Regions from separate parts of the Homo sapiens genome. Here region 1 is linked to region 2. A link is a contact called in ENCODE Hi-C or POLR2A ChIA-PET data. All regions are on one chromosome and are shown on one strand. Each heading gives the region's core, a stretch centred on a gene start or an enhancer-like site at or near the end of the contact. The rest is flanking DNA. Distances are from core to core; before and after follow the strand shown. Region 1 holds the start of LINC02219 (long intergenic non-protein coding RNA 2219). Region 2 has its middle 55 kb from the start of LINC02219.

Region 1 (5,446 bases), core at 1,766-4,265, 55 kb after region 2:
GTCTCGCTCTGTCACCCAGGCTGGAGTGCAGTGGCGTGATCTCGGCTCACTGCAACCTCTGCCTCCCGGGTTCAAGCAATTCTCTGCCTCAGCCTCCCGAGTGGCTGGGATTACAGGCGCCCGCCACCACGCCCAGCTATTTTTTTTGTATTTTTAGTAGAGACGGGGTTTCAGCATCTTGGCCAGGCTGGTCTTGAACTCTTGACCTGGTGATCCACCCGCCTCAGCCTCCCAAAGTGCTGGGATTACAGGCGTGAGTCACCGCGCCCGGCCGAGTTTTCTCTTTTATTAAAAAAAGAAAATCAACAACAAAGTTTTGCAGGATTGTAGTGAGTGAATATAAAGTATGTGATTCGGTATCCGGAACATAAAAGTTCTCAGGAAATCACGATTAATAATAAACAGTAACAAATAATGATCCGTCCAAACCAAGAGAAGATAATCTCCTTTGGCTGTAAGAAAATATGACTTAAACAGCTCTTTCCTTCAAGTCCTCCTTCCCACTTTAACAGGCCACACTGTACTGAGCATCTAGAAGGCTCTCTGCCAACAGCAGCGCCGGTTTGTTATCTAAGTGAGTCTTGGTCATTAAGCAAAGTCAGGGTCTTTGTTATTGGTTTCATCCCCACTGGCCTTGCAGAGAAAGCCCAAGCCACAGGGTACATCTCTGCCTGCCAATGCCCTGTATTCCTGAAACAAAAAGGCAATAAAAAACACGACAGTTAGTGTCAGACACGGAGCCCGGGCTTGGGAGCGGGCGGGGAGGGCTCCCTTTTCTCCTTGTTCCGCAGCACCTGTCACGGAGACGGGAGATGGGGGCCTGGCCCGGGATGGGCAGCCCTGCTTCCTCCTGCCCCCGCCGCGCTCCCTCCCGAGCTGCTCCGGCCCCGGCTCCCAGCAACGCGGCGGCGGCCCGCTCTGCGACTAGAAAGCGCCCATTGAGGGCTTGCAGCTGCCAGTGCCGCTTGCCCAAATCCGACATAAAGCCTCGACTTCAGCTCCAGTGAAGAAGACACTACTGTGTTCTTCCTGAGCCCCAGTCATGGCTATAAAACATTAAAAGCAAACTGGCGATTGTTAAACACTGCATTTGTTTACACCCCGAATCTTGAATCACAATGGGGCAGCTTGGGCTGCCCAGGCCCGGCGAGGCCGGGCTTTCTCCTAGACACTGAAGTCTGTTCTCCGACCCAAGGGACACAAGAAAAGTTGAGTAAATACCATATCGCTTTTCTGTTGATAGATGTTTGTTCACGGAGACTTCAACAGGATATTTGCTTGGGGTTGGGTGGGGGTGGGGGGCGTTGGGTTGAAGGACACGTCCTTGCAGAACCAAGATGCTGTCTCACGTTAGCTTTGAGGCTCTCTAAAGTATCCTGAAAGAAAACAAACAAACAAAAAAAGCCGAGTTACATAAAATATATCCGACCGAATTAAGGCATAACTGGCATCCTTAAAAACAAACAAACAAAAAAACCCAAAACTGCTTGGAAGGAAAAATGGGGAGGGGGAAATAAACGAAACGATGATGGCAGTGTGGTTAATTGGTTAAGCCAATGGAAGCTCAATACACTATTCTACTCTTGCAAATTTCAAAACAATGTTTCATTTTAAAAATTACACTTAAAAAAGTCCCTTTGCTCTCCCTTTTTCCCAGGCTACAATACATAAAACAGATTTCCTTTTAAATGTCGCACTCTATTTCATTTTTGAATTTTTCAGGGGTTTTGTGTGTGTGTGTGTTTTTCTGTTTTAAAAAGTACATCATAATTTGGTAAATTGAGAAGATGCAGAAAAGAAGTATAATGAAGAAAGTAATTATAAGTCCCATGATTTCAATTAGCACTTGCTTATATTCTTATGTATTACCTTTCAATCTTTACATACACACGTGCACACACAGAAAGAAAGAGAAAAAAATGAACATACCTAAATGGAATTCAATCCTACTTAGCTTTATACCATGCTTTTTTTTTTTTTCCTTCTGGTAACCATTCCCCATGCCATTAGATATTCTTAAAAGGGTGATTTGTACTGACTTTGGAATATTTCTAGGCTATGTTTCTTTATGCTAGAAAAAGTTCAGACAGTTTTATTTACACCATGCCATACTTAGAAACTAGAAGAGGATGCTTATAGTTAGAGATTACAAGGAAATGTATTTTGCACTAGATATATACCACTTTCTTCAGAATCATTTAAGAATTGCAGCTGGATTCAGCATAGTATTTGGCAAGTACAAATATAGTAATACAATGAAGTTTTCTCACCTTCAGATGTGCTCCAAAAAGAGAAATCAGAAGGAATGAAAATAGAGTGTGAGGGTGGGGTGTGGAAGTTAGGAGCAAAGCAAGAGAAAGGGAGACAATGCTCAGCCCACCCACCCACACCCACACATAAACACACATACACACATGCACACACACACAAACACACCAATTTCCGTAAGCCTCACATCAGCTGACGTGATTTCTGTTTCTTAATTAAGAACCTCAGAATCAGGCCGGATGTGATGGCTCACGCCCATAATCTCAGCACTTTGGGAGGCGGAGGCGGTGCAGAGGGGGTGGGGTGGGGATCACTTGAGGCCAGGGGTTTGAGACCAGCCTGGCCAAAATGGCCAAACCCCCTCTCCACTAAAAATACAAAAATTAACCAGGCATGATGGTGCGTGCCTGTAATCCCAGCTACTCAGGTGGCTGAGGCATGAGAATTGCCAGGAGGCGGAGGTTGCAGTGAGCCAGTGTACTCCAGCCTGGGTGACAGAGCGAGATTTTGTCTCATAAAAAAAAAAAAAAAAAAAAAAAGAACCTCAGAATCAAAACTCAAAAGAATCCAGTGGAAAATCACAAGGATTAAAGCGAAGAGACATATTGCATATTAGAAATGCACAGCTAACGATGTGACAGCAGAAGGGTCCAATGACAGGACACTCGGCATTGTTTGATCACCTGTTGCACACAGGGCTGTACAATGGACATGGAAACGTAGAGATGAATAAATAAGTCACAGGCCTTGGTCCCTTGGAGTTCACAGTCTAATGGGGAAGACAGGATATAAGCAAGTAGTTTCAGCATAGCTTTGGAATTGCATGCAGAGAAGTGAGTGAAGTGAGTGAGGGCCCAGCCAAGGTAAGACCAGGATTCACAAGAACATCCCAAGATCTCAGAGAGGAAGGGAACTTGGAGCGAAGTAGAGAAGAATAAGACCTTACAAACATAGGGGAAAAGGAGTCATAATGGGAGAAATTTTAACAGTTTGATTAATTTTTTTAAAAAAAGGCAAGTGTATTTTAAAATGTCTGTTTTTCCTAGGCTTGGGAACCAATGTTATTGGATACAAACTTGCCCTTGTTTTTGTAATAAGAGATATTCCTTAAAAAGTTTGGTATATGGCAAACTTTGATATTTTAAGCATATTTCAAAAAAAAAAGGACTCACCATGTAAAGAAACTGAACTATGAATTTGTTTGTTGTCTAGATAACACCTAATTTGACTTTTTTTTTTTCTTTTCTTTTTTTTTTTTTGAGACGGAATTTCGCTCTTGTTGCCCAGGCTGGAGTGCAATGGCACCAGCTCGGCTCACTGCAACCTCCTCCTCCTGGGTTCAAGTGATTCTCTTGCCTCAGCCTCCCGAGTAGCTGGGATTACAGGTGCCTGCCACCAGTCCCAGCTAATTTTTGTATTATTAGTAGAGATGGCACCATGTTGGCCAAACTGGTCTCAAACTGCTGACCTCAGGTGATCCACCTGCCTCAGCCTCCCAAACTGCTGGTATTACAGGCGTGAGCCATCATGCCTGGCCTATTTGTCTTTTTTTCATATGGACTTTACATACCACACGTAGTTAGTGCAGTCATGAAAATAGTATCTCCCCACTTGTTCCATTCATTAATGTCAAGCCCAAAAGGACCTTGAGTGAGTTTTATGTTTATTTGCTTGAGCCCATCCCCCAACCCTCCACCCACACACATTCACTTACCCTACTTATATGTGAATATTGCAATTAAGATGGCAAAAGGCAGGCAGCAGCGCGAGCACATGTGGCCATGATGAATGCAAATGTTAAAGATTAACCTTTTTTAAAAAAAGCAGGTTTACTTAATTTTGAAAAGTATCATATTTGCAAAGCTAATTTAGTATTTTTAATTCCCACACTGATTTTTCTTAACCAGTTTGCAGCCTTCCCAACCTACACAGTGACTTTGACTTCTTTTTCTTTCTTTCTTCCTTTCTTTCTTTCTTTCCTTCTTTCTTTTTTTTTTTTTTTTTTTTTTTTTTTTGTAGTTTAAGATCATTTTTTTGAACAACAAGAGACAGGGAGAGGGAGGGGGCAACTACATCCCCCAAGCCCTACCATGGGGAATGGACCTCTCCCTGCCTCCTGCCCCCTAAGCAGCTCCCCTTGTACTATGGGAGGGAGACTTTGTGCAAACTCAGCCCTGAGGGGGTCACAGTGACTCTTAAGGTTGGTCAGGGCTGTAATTACAACTTAGCAAACAGAGAAACCAAAATAAAGAGGCAATTTTAGCTGCTTTCTCAGGTAGGCCCTCAAATTGTCACCTGTTAGAGTGCATTTTCTGCAGTGACTAGAGCCTGCATCTTTAGACAAGCGCTCTGTCCATAGAGTCATGAAGCTACTATTCTTGGGAAATGGATCATGCTCCACCCTTTAATTGAACAGAGTACTTGAATTCTTATAGTATTGAAAATCTCTATGAATTTAACATGGGAGGAGCATGTGCCACACAATCTGGCTGGAGGGGTGGGAGGCAGGAGTCTATGCTTATCTTCCTGTATTTTTCCTCTGATCACCAGACCAGAATGTGTTTCACTGTGGTTAGAGTAAATAAAGTCTCAGGATAACTTTTTTTTTTCAAACAAAAACAAAAAATTCAGTTGTTCTGAAAAGCACTGATAATGTGAAATAAGACAACTGTAGCTGTAATTTAAAGGGTCATCTTTGTTTTATTTTTCTTAAATTGAATATTGTTTTTTCAGAATACTTATGTTCCATGAATATATTTCTAGTTTGAAGAAACTTAAGCTGCTTTTCAAGGTTATACTTAAAAAAAAAGTCATTTAAAACATTGCATGATCCAGTTTACGAGGTTCTTAGGTCAATTACACCATTGTTATCTTTCTCTTCTTGAGCATAGTCTATAACCATTGGGGAAAATAATTAAATATAAATGTTTCTGTATTAACTTTGATTCTGGATGACTTATCTTTTTTTCTTTCTTTTTTTTTTTTTTTTTGAGACAGGGTCTCACTCTGTTGCCCAGGCTGGAGTGCAGTGGCGTGATCTAAGCTCACTGCAACCTCTGTCTCCCAGGTTTAAGCGATTCTCCTGCCTCAGCCTCCTAAGTAGCTGGGATTACAAGACGCCTGTCACCACACCTGGCTAATTTTTGTATTTTTAGTAGAGATGGGGTTTCACCGTGTC
Region 2 (5,659 bases), core at 1,291-3,790:
GTTGTTTTGAATCTGAGGTGCCAGTGAGATAGCAAAGTGTAAATGTCCACTGGGGCTAAATGTAAGGGTATGGAAAGCAAGGTCATGCTCTGGTAGGGAGAATTGTATTGGAGCTGGAGGAAGATTGCTTCAGATGGAGACCCAAGGACAAGAAGAATAGTGAAGCCCTTGGCTTTCTGCTCTTTCATCACATCTGCTGCTGGTCCTGTCTCCAGTGTGAGCCTCAAACATTTTCATAATCAGAGTCAAGGATTCTACGCAACACATCAAAGTGAAAGAAAAATTTATTTATTTCTAGATCTGTATCTATTCATCCACCTTCCCATAATAAAGCTTCCATGCCTTCTAGATTTGAATCCTGACCAAAATATTAACCTGAGAAACCCAGGAGACACACAGCCTAAAAATTGACTATCAGGATGCTAGTGACTTTACCTGTGTGGACAGTACATTTGAGAAATTAAAATAAGTTTGTTTCTTGGGTGTCCTATACTTAATTTCTTTTTGAAAGACCTTATTTAAAATCCACTATCTTTACTTATTGAGAGTTAGAGGAACCACATGAATGAATTACTTTACTGCACCACTGCAGCTGAAGGTATGGAGGTGGGGTTGGTGAGGTGAACAAAGTGGCCCAACCAAAACACTCTTGGTTTTACTTTAATAATGAACTGGATTAACCCGGAAATAAAATGCCATGGAAAAAAGCTAAGAACTGAATCCATGAGCAGATTGAAGGGGCTTTCCTTAAGCCATCTTAAGGAATTGGTTTAGACTATAGACCAAGTCTAAACCAATCTCACCCTCCTCACTGACAGCACCTCCCTTCCCTCGTCTTCCCAGTTCTCCCTCTCTTGAGAGACAAAAGGAAGTTGACCAAGGCTGGAATTACCCCAATTTTGTTTTCCTTCCTTCCAATGTCTTTTTCATTTTTATTCATTTGTTTATTTATTTTGAGACAGAGTCTCGCTCTGTCACCCAGACTGGAGTGCAGTGGCACAGTCTTGGCTCACTGCAACCTCCACCTCCCAGGCTCAAGTGATTCCCCTGCCTCAGCCTCCCCAGTAACTGGCATTACAGGCATGCACCACCACACCCAGCTAATTTTTGTATTTTTAGTAGAGACGAGGTTTCACCATGTTGGCCAGGCTGGTCTCAAACTCCTGACCTCAAGTGATCTGCTGGACTCAGCCTCCCAAAGTACTAGGATTACAGGGGTGAGCCACCGTGCCCGGCCCCAATGTCTTTTTCAAAATTAATGTTCTATTATTGTCTTATTTTGTTACAAATGGGGATATACTCATCAGAAAACACAGACAGCAAAAATAAATTTCTTAACATCCATAATCCTATACACCCAAAGATATCCAATGTAAACTCTTTGTTGTATAGAGTTTGTTTTTCTTATAAAGATCTAGACAGATGTGTATAGACCTAGATCTACATAATAGATTATAGCTATAGATATAGATGTATTTACAGATATAATTACATTTATAAATATAGACGTAGCTATGTTTATAGATACAGATATCTGTATATTTGCAGGGCTAACTCATGCAGCAGCAGAGGGTGCTGAGAGTAAAGGCACTTTATTCGGTGGATGGGGCATATTTTGACTCATAATCTGCCTTTTTCATTCAAATTAAGACACACTTTGTTTAATCCTAAATTCTTTCTAGATTCTTGGTTGTTCCCCACCACCCCCAGTCCAGCTTTGCCCTCCCCAACTAGAGTCCATCCTTAGCTGTGGCCTCTCCAGTGAACCCAGCTCTGCTGTGGGTAACCCAGTCCAGGGAGTCCTCAGATTTTCCTACCACAGAGAACTGGCTGCTCCTGTTATGTCTGGGATGAAGGGAACAAGGCCTGCTAATTTCAAGCCAGTACATTCAACCAGCAGCTCTGGTTTCCTCTTACCCTCTCATACACTGCATGATCCTTGAATGTGTTTTCCAATGGCAAAGATTCTTTCCAAAATAAGGCTGAGTGGAGTCTTAGATGTAAAGACAGAAATACTAACAATACACTAAACATTGAGTGTTATCTATAAAGCTGAGGGCTTTATAATTAACCCTTAAAGCAACTTCTTAAGGCAAATATTGCTATTATCCCCAGTTTACAGATAAGAAAACCAAAACTTAAAGAACGATCTGAAGTTTGATTCAAACCCAGGATTGCCTGACTCCCTAACATGAATCACACTACACTGCTTCTGTCTGCGGGAGTGTCTCGCAGGAGATTTCGCAAATGCCCACGACATGGATTCTGTGTTAAACTCCTCTTTCCCAAGGCTTCAGTTCTTTCTGGCTGAGCACGAGCAAGGTCTGCAGCTATGCAGAAGCATCTTGGTGAAGGGAGGCAGGACCCCTGCTGAGCAATCGTGTATCCACCACAAAAGTGCTGGTGGCGCCAGCTTAGTAAACTTAGAGTTACATCTTTCTCCCTGAGATGGTTCAGAAGTTTGGCTTAGTGATCATCATTTGAATGACAGAAATTCTGTGTACCTGATGGCTTGGGTAATCATCTTCAGAGTGCTGAATGCCAGGCTTGGCACTGAGCCGGGTGGGGCTTTACCTAGGCTAGCTTGACTCAGGGTGCTTTTTCCCCAAAGGCCATTCCTCTACGGAAGACTTAGCAAGTATATGAAAAAACCCTGAGTCAGGCCAGTTTGTATATATAATCTAATATTGTCAAAATAAATTGATTTGGAATGAAGAGCTTCCTGTTTCTGCAGATCATTTTCCTTTGTTGAGGATCATCTGAAGCTCCGTTTTTATTAACTTTTATGAGCACCTTCTCTCCTGTTCTCCTGTCAACAGATTGTTGATATTGGCCCTGATTGTTCCATGTATGGGTAAATGTGAACCTTGTTCTCTTAAATCCTAGTTTGATAAGAACTAACAGGAAACCGAAAAAAGAAATTAAATAAAAAGTGTAAGTCCTGGGTACGTTAGCAATGCAGAATCCAAAATAGAATATGGAATAAGGTAGTCAAGAAATTAGCACATTTGTATCTCATCATACAAATCTTACCACTTGCCCCCAGATTTTTAAATAATGAGCCCATGAAGGAGCGCCTAGATTTAACAGTGAGATCCAATTATAAGGGTAGATATTAGGAAATAGTTACCCAAGCAATGACCTTAAAGGGAGAGGATGCAGAAGCATGGATTCCAGCTGACACGTGGAAACCTCCCTTTTCCTCATGAAAACTGCTTCAGCAACCCAGAAGAATAAACTTTATTCAGGGAAGGAACACCTTTTCTACTGCAGCTGAAGGTGTGGAGGTAGGGATAGTGAGAAGGCAGATATTTCATAAGAAGGAATCCTTGGGTTTCGGGGATATCATACATGACGGCTTTAATTTTTTCTATGAAATAAGGTGCAGAGGAGATGGGGAGGGTAGCTTGAAGAGAGTAGTGAAAGTCTGGCCCCGGTAGAGAAGGAGAGGGGATCTGAAAAAGGCAATTTTTTAAAGGACACAGAGCACTCTGAGGACCAGTCTGGGTTTGGAGACCCTGAATGTACAGGGGCAGCAATAAGTAGTGGAGTGACATACCAAAGTAAGAGACAGCAGAGAATCAGGATGATCCACTTGTGGAAATTGGAGAGACAGGTGCAGCAGAAAGACAGTGGTTCAAGAGACACAGCCCATATTTAGTTTGGATAAGGAAGGAAACAAGCCACAGGTGAGGATATTCAATGGGAAGGGAAAGGAGCATTTAAAGGGCTGGTGTATTGAAATAGAATGAGGTTGAATAACAAACACTGGGGTCATGAGAGGCAGAGAACAGAAAGGATAGAAAGTTGGTTAACAATTGATAAAGGAGAGCTTAAGATATTAGAGGAGGTGGAGCTCCTCTTGGTAAGACCAAGGTTGGATCTATCAAGGAGAATGGGTAACTGAGGCAGAGAGAACATAAACTGTTGAAGATGCCAGAATCTTGAGGCTAGTTTGTTGAAAAAGTGGACCAGCAGGATTTGAAGACACCTATAATGATGACAATGCTTTCTTTTTTCTTGTAATATTGTATCATTATTTTATGGCATGCCTTCTTGTTATAAGCCATTTCCAAAACTTGTGGAGCAAGGAAGAAAACAAATAAAATAGGAAGAGAGCCAGCGAGATCAACAAAATATGAAAGTCATCACTGGATATAGGAAGTGCCCAAAACTATGTGAATTAGGTAGTTGAGGGATCTTAATTTCTTAATATTTTGGGGATTTAAAAATCTGCTCTTCCGGGCTATGGATTCATTGAAGGGAGATCTATGACTTATCATCTGTGCATCCTATTATGGTTCTGAGCACAGCTGCCTACACAAAGCTATTGTTCAGTAAAACTTCGTTCATGGAATTAAGTTTGCAAATGGTTCTAATGCATCCTTAGATGTTCATATACTTTATTTATTTATTTATTTTTTTGAGACAGAGTCCTGCTCTATCATCCAGGCTGGAGTGCAATGGCACGATCTCAGTTCACTGCAACATCTGCCTCTCAAGCTCAAGTGATTCTCCCACCTCAACCTCCTGAGTAGCTGGGACAAAAAGCATGAGCCACCACACCTAGCTCATTTTTGTATTGTTGTAGAGACATGATCTCCCTATGTTGCCCAGGCTGGTCTTGAACTCCTGGGTTCAAGCAATCCACCAGCCTCAGCCTCCCAAAGTGCTGGGATTACAAGCATGAGCCACCAGGCCCAGCCGTGCTGTTTTGATAAGTACTTATATTAATGCTCAAGCGTTCACATAATGATTTCTACATGTGCAGCTTTAGCCCACTTGCATATTTGGAGGGTTCCGGATGGTAAAGAGAGCAGGTGTGGATGCTGCTGAAGACAGATAAGATCTCCTATAGCTTCTAGACTCCCCCCACCCCTCCAGTACAGGGCTCAGAACTTAATAAATGCCAATGAGTCCAAGATTAGAAAGATGACTCCCCACCTTGCACAGATTCTGCTTCTAACTAACTAGACATTGGGAAGCAATGACGATCAGTATTAACAGGAGCACAGACTCTTCTAAGCATCTTCAGTACTGCTCACAGAGTCAAGCTCAGACAATGCTTTTTTTGTTTGTTTTAAGATTAACCTACCATGGTCCTGGCGTAGTGGCTCAAGCCTGTAATCCCAACACTTTGGGAGGCCAAGGCAGGTGGATCACTTGAGCTCAGGAGCTCGAGACCAGCCTGGACAACATGGTGAAACCCTGTCTCTACAAAAAAATATAAAAATTAGCCGGGTATTGTGGCACATGCCTGTGGTCCTAGCTGCTCAGGAGGCTGAGGTGGAAGGATCCCTTGAACCCGGGAAGTGAAGACAGTGCAGTGAACTGTGATCATGCCACTGCACTCCAGCCTGGGCAACACTGAGATCTTGTCTCAAAAAAAAAAATAAAAAGATTGATTAATCTACTGTGTATCTTTTTCTTATGAGAGGAGATACTTGAATTATTTTATAAGTAAATAAATAAATTCACAGTTGGGAGGTATTTACCATATTGTAGGATAATGTGTTCCAAATGTTGGTGATTTCAAGCCCAGTAATGTGGTTTTGATACCATTCCACTGACTTTCTGTTCCTAACCAATCTGTGAAATTGTTGGTGTGTCAGGAATGCTTCAAGTCAGTGAAGGGACATTATGACAAAAAGGCAAAATT

What was found. A loop is a pair of places that touch in the nucleus more often than their neighbours do. ChIA-PET counts read pairs that join two places held with the same protein, here RNA polymerase II (POLR2A). Pooled maps may share reads with other maps.
Region 1: a map of ectodermal cell shows a loop between it and region 2 (4-fold over the local background). The contact joins the promoter of LINC02219 here to the enhancer-like site in region 2. A Hi-C loop is called at or near these places in 2 of 168 maps with a recorded cell type or tissue (ectodermal cell and heart left ventricle), 10 of 37 single-sample maps with no recorded cell type and 5 of 50 pooled maps. POLR2A ChIA-PET finds 5 or more read pairs at or near these places in 5 of 52 experiments (AG04449, H1, MCF 10A and 2 more).

What each region holds. Positions count from the first base shown.
Region 1 is chr5:68,186,861-68,192,306 of GRCh38, forward strand. LINC02219 (long intergenic non-protein coding RNA 2219) reads left to right here and starts at 3,016. Exons shown (of 3, transcript NR_105003.1): 1 at 3,016-3,131. RefSeq lists enhancers at 339-882, 883-1,426.
Region 2 is chr5:68,131,996-68,137,654 of GRCh38, forward strand. No RefSeq gene overlaps it. Among named protein-coding and RNA genes, the nearest start is that of LINC02219, 55 kb to the right of the region's middle. Within about 2 kb of position 2,541, at least 2 of the 41 ENCODE cell types and tissues checked have a DNase peak (open chromatin) inside an H3K27ac peak, as active enhancers do.